Linked DNA regions of Mus musculus: region 1 is linked to region 2. A link is a loop called in an ENCODE intact Hi-C map of the cell type or tissue named here. Cell type or tissue: gastrocnemius. All regions are shown on one strand. Links, peaks and the distances in the headings refer to the core of each region. The heading gives the core; the rest is flanking DNA.

Region 1 (10,731 bases), core at 1,644-9,643, 190 kb after region 2:
TCCTCATCCCATGGTAATGGTGGCATTGTCTTGCTCTTGTAAAATACTCTCGTAAATGATTAAGTTTTCTGAGCTGTTAGCAAGATGGCGTTAATGTTCATCTTATATATGAGATGTGACTCTTGGGAGGTTGCATGAGGACACTGGTACCTGGGAGACACTCACCTATGCGAAGATGTGATAGTAAGTTGCATTGACAAAAAAAGACAGGCAGCTTCCTTTTCTCTTAAGCATGACGTACTCTCTCTGTAGAGAATGGTTTTTCTCCTCGAAGCCAGCACATGGCTTATAGAAATGGAACTGTTTTGTATATATTTGTATACATTGTATATATTGGTACACATTGCTAGGGAAAGGAGGTATAGTTAGAAGACTGCAAATCTCCTCAGATTTGTCAAGAAAGTTGAGATCATGTATTAAATGTGAAAGAGCTTCTGGTGGAGTCCGGCTGTAACCCCAGCTTTTTGCTGAGTGCCCAAGTCAGCTGCAGAATGAGACCTTTGTATCCACCCAGCAGAAGGAGACCTTGCCAACGATGAGAGACTAAAAGTCAACGGGGGTAGTTTGCTGGGTGAACAGGTTTATCGTATAGGATGTATGATCAACAGTCTCAGTAAAATCTGAAAATTATTTTTTCTCGTGGGCATTTCTTTTATGTGTATGAGTGTTTGGCTTGCTTGTACCTATGCATTTCATTTATTTTTGGTACCTTTGGAGATCAGAAGAAGACACTTGATCCTCTGGAACTAGAGTTTAGGATGGTTGCGAGCCACCATGTGGGAACTGGGAACTGAATCCATACTTACATATTCTTTTGTCCCAACACAAAGGAGTCTTGGGTCTTGTACCTAAACAATTGCTATTCTCCATAAGTGTTCACAGAATACAAGAAGGCAGCACACCCAAGTATGCAGTTATGATTGTCCTTGTCAATAAAAGTGCTATGCAATAGAATTACAGTCAGTTGGATTTAGCTTTGTATCCCATAGTTGTATTTTTTAAATAGATTTCTTTCTTTCTTGTGTTAGTGTCTCTCTCTCTCTCTCTCTCTCTCTCTCTATATATATATATATATATATATATATACACACATATATATACATACACACATATATATGTATATATATACATACACACACATATATACATACACACACACACATATATACATATACATACATACATACATACACACACACATATATATGTGTATGTCTGTGCACCCTGCATGTGCAGTCCCCTCAGAAGCAAGAAGGAGGGTATCAGAAATTGGAACCGGAGTTACAGATGATTGTTAGCTGCTGTGTGGGTGCTGGGGACTGAAGCCTGTTCCTTTAAAAGAGCAGCCAGTGCTTAGGAGCTGAGCCATCTCTCCAACTCCTACAGATGTATTTTTAAATGAGTCTTTTCCTCCACTGTGGATGCTGCCACTTGTAGTTGATGAAACACGCAGATAAATAGATGTGCCAAGTACTGTACTGTTTGTCTCGGAACACTAGAACTTGTGTATATTCTCGCTAAATGTGCTGTCAGGAAGCTACTTGCTAGGAATGTACGCAAGTGTGCGTCCTTGTTTTCTAAGGTGGTAATTCTATCTGCCTTTTTCATTTGTGAAAGAAATAATGACTTAGAACTCACAACAACAACAACAACAACAAAATAGACCATCTAAGTGCGGCTTTTCTTCACTGACAGAATTACCTCCTGGTCCTAGAAGAAAAAGTGGCACTGGCAGATGGTGTGTCCCTGGTCTGCAGGAGAAATGTATTCCCAATGAGTCTTTCTGTACCCTTTTTTTTTTTGTATAAATATTAAGATGATATGAATCTTAATTTCTCCTTAGTCATGTGTTGTACTTGGAGGTTTTTGCTTCCTTAGCAGCCTCAGTTAATGTGGTTTCTACATTTGTATGTAACTTATTCAAGGGTGACATCTAATTTTTAAAATATTTAATTTTAGCTTCCCTATAAGCAATTAGGTAAAATATACATTTATCAACTGTACCCAGAATAGTTTAAGCCACAAACTCCAAACAAATCTGAAATATTTGCTTCCTTCTGATTACTTTATGGCAGGAACTCTTTGCTTTAATAACTAAACTACTTGTTGAGAGATTTCCAGTGTTTAATCATCACGGGGTTGACCTAGTTCTAGGTAGGGGTTGGGGTCATAAAAAGCAGTGAATGACTGAATTGGGGTATAAAACATCATACAGACTCGAAGGAAAAGAACCAGTAGTGTAGCTTCACTTGTTTGAACTCTGATTTCCTGGCTTAGCATTCACAAAACCCTGGATTTAGTCCTTAGCGTCACATAATCTGGGAGTGATGGTGTAGGCCTGTAATTAGTGGGCTTGAGGGGGTGGACACAGGATCAGCAACTGAAGGTCACCAGCAAAGTCCTCCCATATCTGCTACTACAGAGTGAGTTTGAGGCCAGCGTGGGATACGTGGTGCCTTGATCTCAGTGCTAACTCCTTATCATCTCACCTCAAGCCAATAACATGCAGTTCTTGACACGGCTGTTCAGCCCAGTGGTATGGTCAGTGGCTCTTCCCTAGATAAACTGGTCAATATTGCCAAAATATTAGTTAGCATTGCAGCTGGGAGGGAGCTACCTAGGGATTCAAAGACTCTACTTTTATGCAGCCCTCCAGAATAACATCATAAAAGCTAAAAAGTTTCACGGTCACAGTGATAGTTTCCCCCCCAGTGGAAGGGGCTCCAGGCCAGATGGGCTTGCTCTGCATCCCAGCTGTGCCAGCACTGAAGCTCCTTTGGTCTCTTGTTCCTCGCTGGGTGATGTCTTCTGTTTCGGGGATCAGAGCCTCAGTATCCGCCAAGCCAGTGCTGCGTGTGTGTTCTTATACCGTATTACTTTTATGAACAAGTGGGACTTGTGGCTAAATTCTACCCGGCCTAACTGCAGAAATGAAAAAATACTTAGAGACATCCATATTTATTTTAAATTTAACCAAAGTAGTGACTGACCCAGCCATCAGTTTTGACTCACCCGGTGCTTACCTCTGACAGAATAGCTTCTGATATCGTCTTCATCTTTCAGAGGTTGTAGGCTCAGCAATCATGAAGCCCCCATAAAGATCACTTTGCGGCTCAACACTTTGTAGTCTTTGATTTGCCAGGTGCTCCCCGATTAGGGGATGCTAGGTGGAGCCTGATGGCAGGATGGGACTGAGCCTTGACTTTTCTGCTCTGATGGCTACTGGCCAGCATCATCTAGCAATGGAAGTACCCTTTCCAATTCTTATCCATTTTCTTTTTATGTTTCCTGGCAGCTTCCCTTAGCCTTTGGAGAATCAACACCACTATTGGAGGATCGGACACTATTCTGTTTCTCTCCTAGCCTCTCCCTCCAAGTCCTTTTGCTAAGCAAGCCATATGTAGACTGACCTGTATCCCATCTATCCCATCCTTGGGGGCTGAGTCCCACCTGCCAGGACCCTCTTCCGTCTGACTTTGGATTTGGATAGCTCAGCTTCCATCCTTTGACTCGCCTTTTACTCCAGGATGGCCCATCCATAGTCCACTCACCTTAGGCTTCTTGTGTGGGGAATTACATTTTCTCTGGTGGGTCTTTACTGTACTAGTGTATATTTAGGTGATATTCAGCATTGAGCAAATTAGACCAGAAGGTGACTTTGAGAAACATTCTCTGAGTCATATTGTCATATGACTCATCCTCTGGGCTTTAATGGACACCTGCATGTGTTTTCATGTCTTTTGTACCAAAGGATATAAAAATTTAAAAAGTCTTCTCAAAAAAGTGGATTTGGGTAGGATTTTTTTTTGTTGTTGTTTTGATCTCCAGGAAAGTTAAATGAAGGTGAAAAAAAAATGAGTAGCAGTGATGTGCTAATTAGCAAAATCTCGTGGTTTGGGAGCAGCTAGTATAAAAAGTTATCAGTTAATTTAAGGACAGAAAGTTTGTTTTTTATTTCGACAAAGAATCTTTTATCACCAAATGAATATCAGACTCCCACAAGCATCTTTGAGTTCCCACTTCTCTTTTTTTGTTGTTGTTTTTCACCTTGAAACTTAGGAAAGTATGAAACGCGTTTTTGAAAATGTTTATTTTTATTTTTATTACTTTTTAATGTTGCATTTATTTGTGTTCCTGCCAAGGCTCTGCGAGATCTGGGCACTGTGAGTCAAAGCATGCACCCGGACATGATTCCATGTGGAGTCATGGAATATAGTCACCCTAATATAGGAAAGGGGACAGCTTGCCCTTCCCACACTCCAGGTGCAGTTTCGAATGTTTTGTAAAGCTCACAGCGTGTCCCCCTTGAGCTGATACGCGTGCTTTTGCTTGGCGTTTGTGGAAGCTTGATTCAGCATCTGTCCCCTGGCCCGCGCTTGCTAACAAGGCATCTTCAAGGTTCCTGTCCTGTGGCCCTGACTTGATTATAACCGAGTCCTCTTAGCTCACAGCATGCACATAATTAATGAAAAGGACAGCGAGTTCTGCAGGCACATGTAGGTCCCTATTACCAGATGTTTAATTATTGTTGTCAGGGAGTATTTGAAGTACCTGGCTAGCTCTGGAAGCAGAGCTAGAAGAGAAAGCCAACCCTGTTGGGTCTTGACAGATTGGTCCTTTTGTATGCAAGGATTTAAGAGTCAGTGGACAGAGCTAGAGTCTTCCTTGCACCAAATTTGTGGAAAGAGAAGATATAACACTTCAACCGCCACCCTTTGAAGCCCATGGTTGCTTCCATTACATTTGTCCTGTGTCATTGAGCCACCATTTAATTAGTATGAAACCTTGAACATTGATAATTAGATCTTCAGTAACAACATTTACATTCTCTGCAGACAGTGTATCTATCATGTATTATCATGTGATACTTCCTGGAATTTAGGCTAGTCATCTCAAGAAAATACTGAATGGATTGTGTTGCAGATGGAGGTATACTTTACCATAAAGGTATAAATTAGATATTAAGTAGGAAAGCATCCAAGAGCCCCATATAGAGAGCAGGAAATGTGTTTTATATTCAGTCTGTTAACATTGGGTTTCTTTATGACTCATTAGAAGTCTAAAATTATCCTTGGCTACATATCAACTGCAAGGCTAGCCTGGGTTACATGGGGACAGAGGACTTTGTTATGATCAACTCAGGGCCACTGGAGGGGTCCTCACAGCTATCTGTCAATACCTTGTTAGCAAGCTCAGACCAGGAACAGATATGCATCAAACATACAAAAACCAAACACAATGTTTTGTAACATACAAATTAGAGACTGAAAAAAAATTACATTTTGCCTGCATGAGAGGTCTGTTTCTAGGCTGTCCCTCTCAAATATTTGATTGATTTACCATCAGAGATTATAAATAGGGAACCCATGTATAATGAGCACAGGGCATCTCTCTGGTTGTAAAGCCACACCTCTCCTGGACCTTAATTTTCTTCGTCTTGGTCGTTTTCGCTTTGTTTTAAAAACAGGATTGCACTATGAAGCTTAGACTGTCTCGGTACAGGTGGCAGTCCTCCTGCTTCACGGTCCCAGGGCTGCAATTAGAGGTGTGGGCCATGATGCCTGCCTGGTTCACCCTGTCTGAGGCTTGTGGTTGCTTCAGTTCTTAGAAACCAAACTTCTTCTTAGATTATAGATGGCCATACTGCCCCCTAGTGTTTTCTCTGTGCCCTACTCATAAGGATTTGGATTACAGAGCACATATATCTACTGAGATTTTGTTCCTGCCCTTGCATGAAAATGCAGCATCCTTAGAGCACAGTGCAGACAGGGAGAGTGTCTTTGTTTCTAGGGCTGCCGTTCCCTATGCACCCTCAAAATGGGTTCTGATTTTTTTTTTTTTTTTTTTTAGACCAGCACTCCTGTTCTGTCCATATTCCACTTTCTCTGTTTCTGTCCCATGTCAGGTCCCACGTTCTGTTTGCCTGGGAGAAACACAAGCTAGGATACTACCAGTTTGCATTTTATAAATAAAACATACAAAGAGATCAATGGGAACTTAAAAGATACAAAGATACATAAAAACATATACTTTGAAAGAGCCAGGCAGGCAGCCCTAAAAGATACATTGTAATACTGTATTTATGTTAAGACTCCATTTTTTTTAAAAAATAAGAATGGTGGTTGTATACATGGAGCTAAGTTATTTTTCCTCTGAATGGACCCATTTTTAAATTGTCGCCATAAAATGGTTAAGGTTGAATGAATATTTTAAAGCACATGAAACCTGGTCATAAGGGAAGTGAGTTTTTTTTTTTATTAAAAGTGTTTTTTAAAAAAATATATAACATGCTTGAGTAGTCAATACAGCCAACCCTGTAATGTATAAATTTTGCATCTGTGAATTCAACCCCAAGTCAGAAATATTCTGGAAAAGTAAATAAAAAAATGAAAACAAACCCTAAAAATTGCATTTTTAAAAAGTATACAGACCTTTCTGTCTCTTTGTTCTTACTTAAACAATGTAACATGGCAGCTGTACCCATCACATTTTAATGGTTCTGTTAGGTATTATGTAATGTAGACCGGATATAATGGGTGCAGGAGGAGTCAATGCTTGCCTGGCATGACTCCCAGCACCACCAATACAGTGCATGGCAGAGTTTGTGTGGATAAATTCTGTGAAAAGTTTGCACCATCTTGACACCAGCAATTTGAGCAGCTACCTAGGTGGTGGTACCTGTGGGATCCTGGGATCAGTCCCCCATAGATCCTGAAGACTGACTGCATTGATAAAGTTTTTACTGAGCTCAACAGAGGGTCAGTGGAGTTTTGGGTTCAGAAGAAGTGTTTGTCACGTAACAGGAAAGAAGCAAAGGCATTAAATGCTTAATTCACTTTTTTTTTTTTCCAGCAGGGGTACATAGGGGAAACTGTAAGCAGATGTGAATAGTCAGGGTCAGATTATAATTTTGGAAGGAAAAGCTAAGGGTCAGAATGTTCTGAGGATCTGACCTGGGGCTGTCTCTATCCCTAAGGGGATTGTATGGCCATCTCAGACCTGAGGGGAAATTTGGTTTCTAAGTAGGCAGGGTGTGGAAATGTGTGCTGTGTGCCTGTGTGGCAGATCAGTGCCCTCATGTTAACTAGCAGCTTGGGAAGAGCTTATGGTGGTCGAGCCCAAAGTTTTGAGTCTGATAAGTGAATAGATTCAGCGGCATCAAGGAAGTAGTCTAATAGGAAGTAGACAGATGTGATTGGGTCTGGCCTGAACTTCACTAATATTAGCACCATAGGCATTCTGCTGACCCGTGAAGCTATCTTGTCAATCATTTAAACAGCTATGCGTTGCTGTAGATTCATGGGTGCTTTCCCATGGAAAGGTAGGGGGCTTCTTGCATCCTGAATGGCAAAGTTTGGGTCATTTAGCTTAGCTCTGTGTCCACCTCTCAGGTCACATGTGAACGCCAATCATTCCTATCACTCCGTGTTGCTTCGAGGGGAGACTGTTACTTTACTTATATTAGTTGTCTTTAATTCTCACTTTCTTTTCTTTGAAGATCCTTTTCAGGAAGTGAACAGTAGGGTTCTCTGATAGTTCTTTGAACTGTTTTTTTTTTTTTTAATTTCCTTCACAATTTTACCGGCCCCAGGTGTGTTTTCCTTCACCTCATCTCATTAGAACCATGCCATCATACCCGTATTTCCTATAAGGCTGTCAGTTTCACATTAAACCACTTAATAAAGACAAGATGCGGACTGTGAGGTGGAAACGTCTGGTTTCTTTGGAAAGTCAGTTATGCCAAATGATGTTTTGCTGGGGCACACAGGTGAAAGGATGTTTTGCTATAGCAGACATGTGAATGAAAGTGCGATGTTAGCTGGGTGTGGTGACGCACGCCTTTAATCCCAGCACTCAGGAGGCAGAGGCAGGTGGATTTCTGAGTTCGAGGCCAGCCTGGTCTACAAAGTGAGTTCCAGGACATCCAGGGCTAGTCAGAGAAACCCTGTCTCGAAAAACAAAACAAAACAAAACACAAAAAAAAGAATGTGCGATGTTTAGAAAGAATATAAATATGACCCCATAGTCAGTGAGAGCTCAAACATTGGTTTGCTTTGCTCTGTCTGTCTTACTAGCATTGCTGACATGCATGTATTGGTTTATCTCGCATTGCATTGCTGAGCTCTGCCTATGGTAACTTCACAGAGAGAAACACTCACCAAAGAACTTCTTGTGAGGTTCCTGTGGCTTCTTGATATTTCCGTGGACTTGGGCCAGTTGTCAAACCTTGTGGTTTCTTCTGGATTGAACTGCCCTTGCTGATTTGTGTGTGGTGTCTGCCAAGTAGACTGGTCTGCAGCTGCTGATTCATGCTTGGTGTTTGCTAGTGGACTGGGCTAAGAACAGCAAAGATTGAAATCTCCCCCAAAGAACTATTTCTAAACAGGTCTGCTTCCCCGTACCCTAATAACCTTTCTCTTCTACTGCCTCTGGTGGGTGGTGGGCTAGAGTGGAGGTTGAACCCTTATTAAAGTTGGTTGAGAAAAATATATGCCTACAGATTGTCTTGTGGGCTCATGTCTTGTGTTACTGGGGCTCAGCGTATGAGCATCCCCCCATGACTAGTGTTCATGTCTGCGCACCATGCACTGCACTGTCTCTTCCTGGAATCTTATTTTTGCCCTGAAGTTTCATCTGATAGTCATCAGGGTCAGAGGTGGCAAAATCTGCTTTTTGACCAAATGTTGTGGACACACTGTGGCTTTCTCAGGGTCCTGTGGGTCAGCCTAACCTCTGTGCATTTCCATAGCCCAATCTCAGTACCTTCCTCTTTCTTTAAAGAATGTCAGCTCTTGATCATGGCTAGGCCATTGATGCTATGCTGTTTCCAGAGTTCATTGTAGAAACTGCTAGTTCCTAAGGAGGGGTTTTGTCTAAACAAAGAAGGAGTTCAGTTCTTTCTGGTGATGATTACTAATCTCTGGGGAATTGAGGAAGTCATTATTGGGTATTGGGGTGGAAGCTACTGGGACTCATCTGTTGTTGGATCTTATGAAACACAGTCTTTCTTTTTCAGCAGGTCTGCCCCCACACTCGGAACATTTTTCCCTCATTATCCTCTCTCAGAACTCTGAGTTCTGCCACTCTGGCAAGTCTTTAGCCGTCACATCTGCACCCCACCAGCACCACTTTCTTTAGCTGACAACTTTTAAACAGTTTCCTGACAAGTCTGCTTGCGAATTTGTACAAGCTCCTCTGTTTGATTGAGGAGTTTGACTAATCACTGTACATGGCTGTACTTAGGCCTGGACTGACTGATTCCCTTTCCCCAGAATATGTCTGTTCATTTGATGCTGTTTGGGAGCCTGTGAGCACACACAGGTGCATCTTCTCCTTGCTCCATTTGAGTGAGGCCATCGCACAGCTTCTGTGAGCAGTGTGGGAAGTGTAGGTTATCGTGGGGGTGTCTGCTGGAAATTTCTCTGCCTTGGTTTTGCCTGTTCCTTCAAGGATACTGACCAGGCCTAAAAATCTGTTTCAATTGCACAACTGCACTGAGAAGTGGGAAACCGGCAAGGGAAGGTTGGGAAGAATATCAGGGATAATGGGTTTTCTGAGGAAAACCCGAGATGCCTGCATGAGGGAGGCGGCCAGTTAGTGGCTTTGCCCTGTGCTTCTCCATACAGAACGTGAAGGACCCAAGGAAATGAACATGGCACATCTTCACTAAAAGCTGGGCCTCACCTCAGTATGCACTGTTAGACCTATGTACAGCCAGCCTCAGGTGAGGCCCCCAGTACTTGCTCAGTGTGACTTAATGCTGAGATCCACTCTCCTGGGAATGGGGTGGCTCTGCACAGCACAGTGGTTGCTTCATGGTGTCTCAGGTCCTAGGTGAGAGCTTTGTGTTAGCCTTGGAACCGCACAGGTGTCCCAGTTCTACTTCAGGAGAACGAAACGGCACTTTGGTTTTGCAGAGCAGCTGTGTGCTGAGAAGGACTTGGGAGTCATCTGTGCTAGGGGGCTTTATTGGCATCTTGAAGACTGTTGTCACATTGGGTTGGCTGAGGAGAACTTCCAGGTCCCTTGAGGACTAGGCTGGTAGTCCCAGTGGTTACCGAGGATAGGGAGCATCACTGTGGTGGCTCTCCGGACATCTTCAGTTCCTGCTCTGTTTGTCTGTATTTATTTTGGGTAACGGTTGGACCTCCTGCCTCATTTTCCCAAGTGCTACGGTTATAACCTTATACCACCATGCCCAGATTCTCTTTCTGTCCTCCCTGTGTGTAGCCACTTTTGGCTCAGTAGGTAATGCCTTGGATGGCAGAGAAACAGCTGGCTTGATTCCCTCTTAGGAAGGAGACTCAAGGGACAATGGGTGCTCAGTATTAAGGGAAAGATGCTGGGAATAAGGTTCCTTCTTTCCTCAGACCAAAAGAAAGAATATGTGGGAAGTGTTACTGCATTAATTTTTGCCATTTGCCTAATTCTGTGGAAGGGAGATGAGCAGGTGTCTGTGCAGTCTCTGGATACCATGTTTCCCTGCACATGCGTGGACATAGAACTTTTCCCACACTCACTGGATGGTGATGGCAGCTGCTTAGCCACTCCAGTGCACCCACTGCCAAAGTGTGGTCAGGATATGCTTGGCTTTTGTCTGCTCCCTTTGTGTGTGTGTGTGTGTGTGTGTGTGTGTCCGTCTGTTTGTCTGTCTCTCTCTGTGTCCATCTGTCTGTCTACACACACACACACACACACACACACACACACACACACTCTTTTCCTCCTTCT
Region 2 (10,731 bases), core at 1,736-9,735:
TACCACCAGGACAGGGCTATCTAAAGACACATTCGGTAGTGTGTTAACTATACAAAAAAAGACACTGTACAGTTTAAAAACAAATCTTACACAGCCTTACATTTCAATTTTTTTCTTTAAAAGGAGTGAGTTGTGTACAGGGGGGTTAAATGCTTTATAGACAAGAAAAAAACTGCGCTAGAACCAACTTATTCATCATCATCATCTTCTTCTTCATCTTCGTCTTCCTCCTCTTCCTCATCCTCTTCATCCTTCCCATCATCTTCCTCTTCCTTCTTTTTCTTGCTCTTTTCAGCTTTGACCACCCCCTTTTTTCGCTGTATCAGATTTTCCTTTAGCTCTGTAGGCAGCAATATCCTTCTCGTACTTCTCCTTCAGCTTGGCAGCTTTCTTCTCATAGGGCTGCTTGTCATCTGCTGCAGTGTTGGTCCACATCTCTCCTAGTTTCTTTGCAACATCACCAATGGATAAGCCAGGATGCTCGCCTTTGATTTTGGGGCGGTACTCAGAACAGAACAAGAAGAAGGCCGAAGGAGGCCTCTCGGGTGCATTGGGGTCCTTGAACTTCTTTTTGGTCTCCCCTTTGGGGAGGGGGATGTAGGTTTTCATTTCTCTTACATAACGAGCCTTGTCAGCCTTTGCCAGATCTTCACATTTCCCCTTTTCTTTAGCAGACATGGTCTTCCACCTCTCTGAGCACTTCTTGGAGAACTCGGAGAAGTTGACAGAAGCATCCGGGTGCTTCTTCTTGTGCTCCTCCCGGCAAGTTTGCACAAAGAATGCATATGAGGACATTTTGCCTCTCGGCTTCTTAGGATCTTCTTTGCCCATGTTTAGTTGATTTTCCTCCGCGAGGCACAGAGTCGCCCAGTGCCCATCCGGCTCGTGTTTGCCTCAGCACTGTCTCTACGGAGCTCAATGTACTGCAATGGCTCTGTTATTTGCTATTTTTATTCTCTCTTTTTAAATTTAGTTATTTATTTATTGAGTATACAGCGTTCTGACTGCATATAGGCCTGCAAGCCAGAAGAGGGCACCACATTTCATTATAGATGGTTATGAGCCTCTCTCTCTCTCTCTCTCTCTCTCTCTGTCTCTCTCTCTGTCTCTCTTTGTTTTTCAAGACAGGGTTTCTCTGTGTAGCCCTGGCTGTCCTGGAACTCACTTTGTAGACCAGGCTGGCCTTGAACTCACCACCACCCGGCTCAGTTAGGACATTCTTAATTTGCAGATATTGAAGCTGCATATTAATTGTATTTTTGGTGTGTTTGTTTGTTTGCTTGCTTGCTTCCTTGGATTTTTGAGACAGGGTTTCTCTGTAAAGCCCTGGTTATCCTGGTGCTCTGTAGACCAGGCTGTTCTTGAACTCAGAGATCCACCTGCCTCTACCTCTCCAGTGCTGGGATTAAAGGTATATGTTGCTGCCATCACCCAGCTAATTACATTCTTGAAAGACATTTGATTAAAACCTCCTTCCCATGTTAAGGTGAACATGTGACAGGAGTGCTCATTGTATGCATCAATGACAAATTAGGTTTTAGATTACTGGCTCAAAACCTAGCAAGGCTACATAGACAATCCCTCTCTCAAAGAAATGAATGCATAATAAATAAATAAGTAAAAAACCAAAATGAACGTTGCATCCAGGATTTTTTAAAAAATAGGAAAGGGACTGTAGGGATGGTAAAAAGCAGAACAAAGATTTATTCTATATGACTACAAAGGGAGCCACAGAGAATCTCTCAGGCCTCTCACCTTCTCCCTTTCCTCCATGTCCCACTTACTAGTAAGAAGGCACCAGTGAAAGAGATGAGGATATTTGATTATCAGTAATAAATAATACATTAACAATAATTTTAAGGGCTGGAGAGATGGCTCAGCGATTAAGAGCACTGACTGCTCTTCCAGAGGTCCTGAGTTCAAATCCCAGCAACCACATGATGGCTCACAACCATCTGTAATGAGATCTGATGCCCTCTTCTGTTGTGTCTGAAGACAGTTACAGTGTACTTATATACATAAAATAAATCTTTAAAAACGTTTTTTGAGCCGGGCGGTGGTGGCGCACGCCTTTAATCCCAGCATTCCGGAGGCAGAGGCAGGTGGATTTCTGAGTTCGAGGCCAGCCTAGTCTACAGAGTGAGTTCCAGGACAGCCAGGGCTACACAGAGAAACCCTGTCTGGAAAAAAACAAAAACAAAAACAAAACAAAGAAACAAAAAAACATTTTTTGAGTGTCTTACAACTTCTTGTCAGAGAAGTTTGGAAGAAGTCCTGAGCCAGGCAGTGATACTCTGTAACTCAAGCCAGGAGGGTAAAGGAGACAATTGCAAGGGCTTGCTGGATACCAGATAAATTATAACTGTTGACTTATGGACCCACCCACCCACCCACCATTGCTTCTCCTGCCCTGACAGAAGGTCAAGGTGCTATGGATAGACAATGACCTTGAATAGACAATGACCTTGAATAGACAATGACCTTGAATAGACAATGACCTTGAATTTATGACCCATCTCAATCTGCTTCTGCATTTCACTTCCCTTTTTTTTTCATCCAAGTCTGAGACACTAGAATTACATGTCACACAACTCACTTATTTATGTATTTGTATTCATGTAGTTAATGAGCCAGTGTGCGTTAAAGGGAGTCATAATACAATTCAAGGAGTTCCAGGGCATGAGATAGAAAACAAAATCTCAGGGATATCTCCCTAGGGTTTATAGATAAAGAAGGTCATGGACAGACAGATACACAAGCAGGGATTCACACACACACACACACACACACACACACACACACACACACACACACCAAAAACAAACTAATCAACTTATCAAACTCACCAACAGCCCACCTGAGAAAATAATGGTAGAGTGTGGACACACAGGTTAATGCACGTATCTGCATTCCAGTCAGGTGATTCAGGTGACTCCTCCGATAAAAAGAGGGTAATTCTGTAATTTTTTTTTTTTTTTTTAGTTTTACAGGTTCAGCTCTTTATTGGACATATCAACAGAGCAGTTTATTCAAAAAGACCAAAGCCCATGTCATCTTCCGACTCCTCAGACTCTTCCTTCTTTGCTTCCACTTTCTTCTCCTCAGATGGGGCAACAGAGGTGGATGGAGCAGGACTATGAGCAGGCACAGCTCCAGCCGCTGGAGCAGGCCCACCAGCCCCCACATTGCAGATGAGGCTCAAGAGGGTAATTCCTGAGCGCCACCTAGGGCAGAAAAAATTTCAAGGCAAATGACCACAACTGTTATCTCAAAGGAAACAAGAGATGGCTTACTCTGGAGCCATTTTGAAGGACACTGGCCTGGGAACACAGATTCAGGTTCCCCCAAATTCCATGTTCCAATGTCGCATGTAATTTTTGCTTCCCAACCCTCACCTAGGTTCCCCTGGATCCTCAGATGAAAAACAAAAACAACAACACACATACACACATATCTCTATCTATCTATCTATCTATCTATCTATCTATCTATCTATCTCCTTCTCTCTTTCTTTCATCTATCTATCTTTCTATCTATATCTCACAGAACTATACTGAGCTCTGTGCCACATGTAAAGAAGGTCCCTTAGTTAGGGTTTCACTGTTGTGAACAGACACCATGACCAAGGCAACTCTTATAAGGACAACATTTAATTGGGGCTGGTTTACAGCTTCAGAGGTTCAGTCCATTATCATCAAGGTGGGAACATGGCACCATCTAGGCATGCATGGTGCAGAGGAATTGAGTGATTTCTTGTATAGATAACCATGAGGCCAACCAGACTGAAGTCAGTTCTGCTTTCTGTGGTGGTATATAGCCTTGATTTTAGTGAAAGGCTTCAGTAGGCTGGTGTCTGTTTGCACCCTGACAGATCTGTGATGTAGTAATCCCTTATACTTATAATAGATGGAGCAGTGCCTTCAGCAATGGGAACATTTTAGTGTCTTTATACAGAGAGATATGTGGTATGTGTATATAGTTATGTCTCTAGGCAGAATGTGACAATTTATTAACTTGTTCATTTCTAGTTACATTGTTATAAATTATATTAATGTGGCTTTCAAAATGTTGCATCTAAAGCTATTAGTTTTGTGGGCTTTACATTTCTATATTAATGCTTCCAGTTATAGTGGGATAAAACTAACTTCTGGGGATATTCTCTGGGTCTGTCTACAGTACCCTGTTGTTAGGTTTCTAAATTTCCCATGAACGTTCTCTTGGTGTGATGAAGTTTGACCTTACAATTGGTACCCAGTGCCCGTTGTGATGTCTGCATCGGAAACAACAAGTCCATCTGTGGTGTCCCTTACTGAAAAGGACACTCTGGAACAGGGGGAGTTTGTTTCTGTTTGTGTTTCTGTTTTGAAGACAGGGCCTTACTATGGCTGACCTGAAACTCTTTATGCAAACCAGGGCCCTGCCTTCAATTCCCAAGATCTTTCTGCGCCCCCCCCCCCCCCTTCTCCTCCTGGAATGCAGAGACTAAAGATGAACACACCACTGTGCCAGGCCAAGCGTTTCTTCTTAGTGCCCCCAACCACCCCCACAAACAAGGAAGTTCCTACTAGATGATCATAACACATATGGGATCGGATATTGAGTTCATTCCACCATGACACAGCTAGAGAGAGAACTTTTAGCTGGGCATTTGAAGGCCAATGTTCCATTGCACTATGTGGTGCTAGCTTTATGTCATCTCAACACAACTAGAGTCATCTGTAAGAAGGAAACTTCAATTGAGAAAATACTTCCAGAAGACCAGGCGGCGAGGACCTTAGGACATTTTCTCAATTAGTTATTTATTGATAGGGAAGGGCCCCGCCCATTGTGGGTGGTACTATCTCTGTACTGGTGGTCCTGGGTTCTATAAGAAACCAGGCTGAACAAGCCATGAGGAGCAAGCCAATAAGCAGTAATACTCACGGCCTCTGCATCAGTTCCCGCTTCCAGGTCCCTGTTCTGTTTTAAGTTCCTGTCCTGAATTTGATGATGAACAGCGACAATGAAGAATAAGCCCAACAAACCCTTTATTCTCCAACTTACTTTTGGTCGTGATGTTTTGTCGCGGCAATAGTAACCCTAACGAAGACAGACAGAAGACGCTAGAAAGTTCTCCCATGAACGCTGGGTTCCTGTTTCCCGGATACTTTTCCACCCTGGCTGACAGCTTTGAAATGACCAAGGTAATTAAGGCAGGAGACGCAGGTGAGCGGCACTGTATTCTTCCTTCCACAAGGTGGCGTGCCACGCCTACTAGGCACATTTTCATTCCCTGGCGACAAATGCACAAAGACTTTTCGCCAGGAGAGGTCGCAGAAACACTACCGGTTTTTCTCCACCTGTTGAGTGGGACCATCTTTATCTACACAGCACAGAACTGTGGTCAGGATGGAGGAAGGTGATCATTTTAACCCCGGTGACTATTTGTGAATTAGAAGTTGGCATGTGGCCCTATTCTATCAGTGTTATATTAAAGGTTTTAGCTAATTCTCCCTGAATAAATAGCATAAGAATAGAAAAGGTATATCATTTTTATCTGCAGACAGTATGATAACACTTCTGCAAAACACGAGACCATCAAAACAGTGAAAAAGCTACTATTAACATTAAGAAAAAGTTGCAAGTTGATTGACCAATAATTAGTATATATGAATTAACAATTTTTAAAAGCAAAAACATATTTTAATGAATATTGAACAAACGACTATGTATTTTCAATTTTATTTTAATTCTCTGTGTGTGTGTATACACTAGTGCCATGTGGTCCCGTATTTAAAGCATACCCATACACAGGACTCTGTCCTTCCTAGGCATGGCTCTGACATGAAGTGCGCTCTAGACCATTTGATTTTCATGTGGAGAAGTTGTTTTAAGTTAACAGGCTGGCAAGATAGCTCAGTTGGGTAAGAGCACTGACTGCTCTTCCAAAGGTCCTGAGTTCAAATTCCAGCAACCACATGGTGGCTCACAACCATCTCAATGGAGTCTGATGCCCTTTTCTGGTGCTCTGAAGACAGCTACAGTGTACTTATTTATAATAATAATAATATATAATTATATTATATTTAATATAGTAATAAATAAGTGAGCAGGGACTGAGCGAGCGGGGTTGACCGGAGTGAGCAGAGGTCCTAAATTCAATTCCCCATAACCACATGAAGGCTCACAGCCACAGTGTATTCATAAACATAAAAAATAAGTAGGGCTGGCGATATGGCTCAGTGATTAAGAGCACTGACTGCTCTTCCAAAGGACCTGAGTTCAAGTCCCAGCAATCACATGGTGGTTCACAACTAACTGTAATGAGATCTGATGCCCTCTTCTGGGGTTACTGAAGATAGCTACAGTGTACTTACAGTGTTATAGCAGCCGGCAGCAGCTGGAATCACAAACTTCAACATGGTTTCTGATAGCAGGCTGGATCATGAACAACAAGAGTCTGAGGTACAGACCATCGACATCAACATAGCCTGAGGCATCAGCGCGGATCTCAGAATTCGGTCTTGCCTTTGGCAGCAGCACTGACCACGAAAGTCTTTCAAAGAGACTTAGTCCAGAAAATGAACATACTTCATCTTGATTATCTCGTTGTTCAGAGTCAGGGTGATCGTGCAGTTGGGCAGAGTGTCAGGGGCAGGACCTCCGAGAGAGAGCTCTAGGCTGCTTGCTGTACACCACTCAGCCCTTGGCACTGTCAACCCAGGCATAGCCAACAGGCTTGCAGTCCGCGGGCACAGCGCTGTGGCCGCTCTCCTCCCAGCACAGGGCAAGCAACAAGAATAGGGGCAGCAGCAGAGGCTCCACGATGCTTTGGTCTCGTAGTGGTACTGGCTTCGCAGGCGACCGAACCAGGTAAGCCTGCGGTGGCCTGTCTCCAGCAGCCCGAGAAGTCGCCGGACTCGTCAACGACACGCTCCTTTTCGAGAAAATTTTAGTCAAGCCTTAAAGATATAAGTTGAGAATTACAAAAGTGGCCTATGTGGCTAATGCTAAGGTGCTGAGTCTCTTTGAGACCCTCAGCCATGCTCCCAGCGAGTTTCTCAGCGACCTCCAACTCTGCTTCATACCGTCTATACTGAAATCATCTCTATCAAAATCACGGGTCTGTAGACAGCAGTTCCGAGTTGAGCCTGTACGGGGCACCACTGATAGCGAGCGGCGTTAGAGCCATATTTATCACAGTGTCTTTATCTGTCAGGTTTCTTAAAATGTTATTTTGTTAATAGACAAAGGTTATTAAATATTAATTTACCCCTGTCTCCTGTATTCATTCTTCCCCCGCCAAGCACTCCGTTTGTCTCTGCAAAAGGTTTTTGCTCAGGAAAATCTACTAAAAGAGATTTCCATGATGCTGACTGACAGGGCAAGAGGAGCGGGCAGGCAGCCAGAAGTGCCAACTAGTCTGAGCTGTGGCCGCTCCATGAGAGATCACAGCTGGGACCCAGCAGAGGAAGGGAACAGCAGTACCACTGGGGGTCCCTCTACTGCTCCTTACCAGGGTGTCCAGGGTTGACGTTCCTGTACCTGTGGACTACTCACTCTGCGAACCCGGATAAAGCATGCTGAGGAATGGGGCAGACAGCATGCTGAGAGAAAGAGGACCCAGAACCGCAGGAAGCCTAGGTCTTCCTAGACAGCTGTGAAGTCTGCTCAGCTGTGTCTCGCAACACCAGCCAGTCAGCCAGGCCTGGGCTACCCACACTCAGCTTGATCCCTCGGCCTATCCTCCTAGGATGTTGCTCTTGTCCAGCTGCTGGCTGTAAATAAGGTGTGGCACAAAAATCACTTTCCCAGATTGGAGATATGTGTGTGTAGCCAATGCTTGGATGAAGTTTGTTCTCCTCCATAGTGGCTTTGCCAAGATTTTTTGCAGGTTACACTTTTTTTTTTAACGATTTATTTATTTATTTTATATAAATGAGTACACTATCACTATTATTTATTTTATATATATGAGTATACTATCACTGTCTTCAGACACACCAGAAGAAGGCATCAGATCCCATTAAAGGTGGTTGTGAGCCACCATGTGGTTGCTGGGAATTGAACTCAGGACCTCTGGAAGAACAATCAGTGCTCTTAACTGCTGAGCTATCTCTCCAGCCCAGCAGGTTACACTTGTAAACTCAGTAAGATCAGATTTTTTTTTTCCAACCAGCAGAGGGTGTAGCTCCTAAAAGTATTGAGCTGGATGCTTAGAAGGAGGGTGGCAAGGAACAGTAACAATAGTAAATTTCAGCACCAGAAAAATAGAGCACTAAAATCAACAGCAAACAAGAGGGGCTGGCGAGATGGCTCAGCAGGTAAGCTCTTCCGAAGATCCTGGGTCCAAATCCCAGCAACCGCATGGTGGCTCACAACCATCTGTAATAAGATCTGATGCCCTCTTCTGGTGTGTCTGAAAAAAGCTACAGTGTACTTATGTATAAGAATAAATAAATCTTAAAAAAAAGAAAAGAAAAGAAAAAGAGAAGTGTGGAAAAATCAAAAATTTGTAAAGAGGGCTGGAGAGGTGGCTGTGTTAGGAGCACTAGCTGCTCTTCCAGAGGATCAGGATTTGATTCCCTGCACCCCGATGGCAACACACAACTGTTTGTAACACTATTCTCAGGGGATCTGGCACCCTCTTCTGACCTCCAAGGGCACCAGGCACACATGAGATGCACAGACATACATGCACATAAAACACAAAGCACGCATACACATAAAATAATAAAATAAATAAATATTTTAAAATAATTAAACACATTGATAAATTAGGGTATGCTTTTTAATAATTACATATATTAATAAATTAGTATAATTTAATGAAAATCATAAGAGAAAAAAGGAGGGATCGGAATTAAGGCACACAGTGAAAGAACATGGGTGAGAGTGTCATCCTGTCAGCCGGGGGCAGAGTGTTGGTTTAGTAAAGTAGTCATAGGTTCTCCTCCAAGATCCATTACTCACTTGCACTGAGTAGTTTGCTAGTGTCCAGCAGCAGGTAGAGTTTCTCTCTTGTTGAGGGGAGGTCTTAAGTCCAACTAGAGAGCTGTTGGTTGCTATCGAGGTGTGCGTGCCACTACTGCACCTTTTATGCCATTTCTACACCCTTAGAGTTACCATACCATGCAGGTCACCATGGTTCATTAGCACCGTAGCTGGGTAGGAATATTGGTTGCTTCTCTCCTTTGGAATCTTGGTAACTTTTTTTTTTTTTAGATTTATTTATTCATGTATGTGAGTACACTATCACTGTTGCTGTCTTCAGACACACCAGCAGAGGGCATCAGATCCCATTACAGATGGTTGTGAGCCACCATGTGGTTGCTGGGAACTGAACTCAGGACCTCTGAAAGAGCAGTAAGTGCTCTTAACCGCTGAGCCAGCCCCTCTTGGAAACTTCTGATACCATGGAAGTTAGTCCCCTGCCTCTGAAGTGCCTGGTGTCTACAGCAATAGGGACTTACACTCTACCACTGGGGAGCAACCAAGGACAATAGAAATAGGCTTTACTGTTTGGGGGAGTCTCTTGGACAACTCCAATGAGGCCTTCCCACGCCTGGTGTGGGGTTTTTGCTAGATAGTCTTTGGCTCTCAGAAAGGGTGTTGTAGGCACAGATGAGGAAATTTCATTTAAACCATATACATAGCTGGGCAGTGGTGGCGCACGCCTTTAATCCCAGCACTTGGGAGGCAGAGGCAGGCAGATTTCTGAGTTTGAGGCCAGCCTGGTCTACAGAGTGAGTTCCGGGACAGCCAGGGCTACACAGAGAAACCCTGTCTCGAAAATCCAAACAATAACAACAACAACCACCCATATCCATATAAGGACTTATGTGCATTGTAGGGTTTTGTTTGTTTGTTTTAGGCAGAGAGCTGAGAGTATGAGTCCTTATAACTTTCCCTTACATTATTGAACCCTCCCCTCTTCTGTATTTGTCTCCCTCACCCCTCCTTAATTGGACATCTATGCTTCCCATCCCCCTCTTTAAATCACGTGTACCCTCTCAGTCCCCTCTAACTGCTCTCTGCCATGGTTCTCTTCATTTTCTTGTTTCTGCAGGTACTCCAGGGTATATACTCACATCTGTAGACTTGGAGCTGGAATCTCAGGTGAGAGCGAACATCCAATGCTTGGTTTTCTGAATCAGGGTTTCCTCACTCAATTTGTTTGTTTGTTTGTTTGTTTGTTTTTCTAGTTCCATCCATTTGCTTGCAAAGTTCATGACTGCATTTGTCTTTACAGCTCAGTCAGTGGTATTTTGCAAAGTCTATTGTCAACCGAAGGACTTTGAAGTTGTTTCCGTTTCTTAGCTATTGTGACTGATAGGTTACTTCTCCACCAGTGAAATGAGCCAATTCCAGTCAGGTTAGAGTATATTAAAGGCAGGTTTATTGGGAAGCCACTCTTGGGCAGGTTCACTGTCCCCAAGGAAGGAGGCCAGGGAAGTAGCCATGGGGAGAGGGGGCAGGGACGGGGAGGAGAAGAGTGAGAGCGACAGACCAACAGACCCCGAGGTATCTGGATTATATAGGGAAGAGCCTCTGGGGGAAGGGCAGCTAAAGTTCAAGGTTGGGGGCAGGGTGTGCCAGATAGGGACCAAGGGATGCTGAGAGAACCTGGGGGTCAGGTCTGTTTTGATATGTAAACTATGAATCTCTCAGTCCCTTGTCCTGGGGTCCGAAACCAACCAGTGACTCGATCGGGAATGAGCATAGCTGAGTGTGGCGCTATTTTCTGCTTCT

Evidence for each region. Peaks named below come from ENCODE experiments on the same cell type or tissue, not always from the same donor. Only the 100,000 strongest peaks of a DNase experiment are listed, where the experiment ranks them.
Region 1: a loop joins it to region 2, with 10 times the contacts of the local background. A loop is called at or near these places in 33 of 42 quality-filtered maps.

The regions. Positions count from the first base shown.
Region 1 is chr8:127,173,189-127,183,919 of GRCm38, forward strand. The region is part of intron 2 of Pard3 (par-3 family cell polarity regulator); the gene reads left to right. Among named protein-coding and RNA genes, the nearest start is that of Pard3, 110 kb to the left of the region's middle. In gastrocnemius, for the core only: a CTCF peak has its summit at 5,658 (motif pointing left); a DNase peak (open chromatin) is centred at 5,637.
Region 2 is chr8:126,981,402-126,992,132 of GRCm38, forward strand. It overlaps the pseudogene Gm38574. Among named protein-coding and RNA genes, the nearest start is that of Gm29688, 7.3 kb to the left of the region's middle. In gastrocnemius, for the core only: a CTCF peak has its summit at 7,155; DNase peaks (open chromatin) are centred at 5,269, 6,747 and 7,420.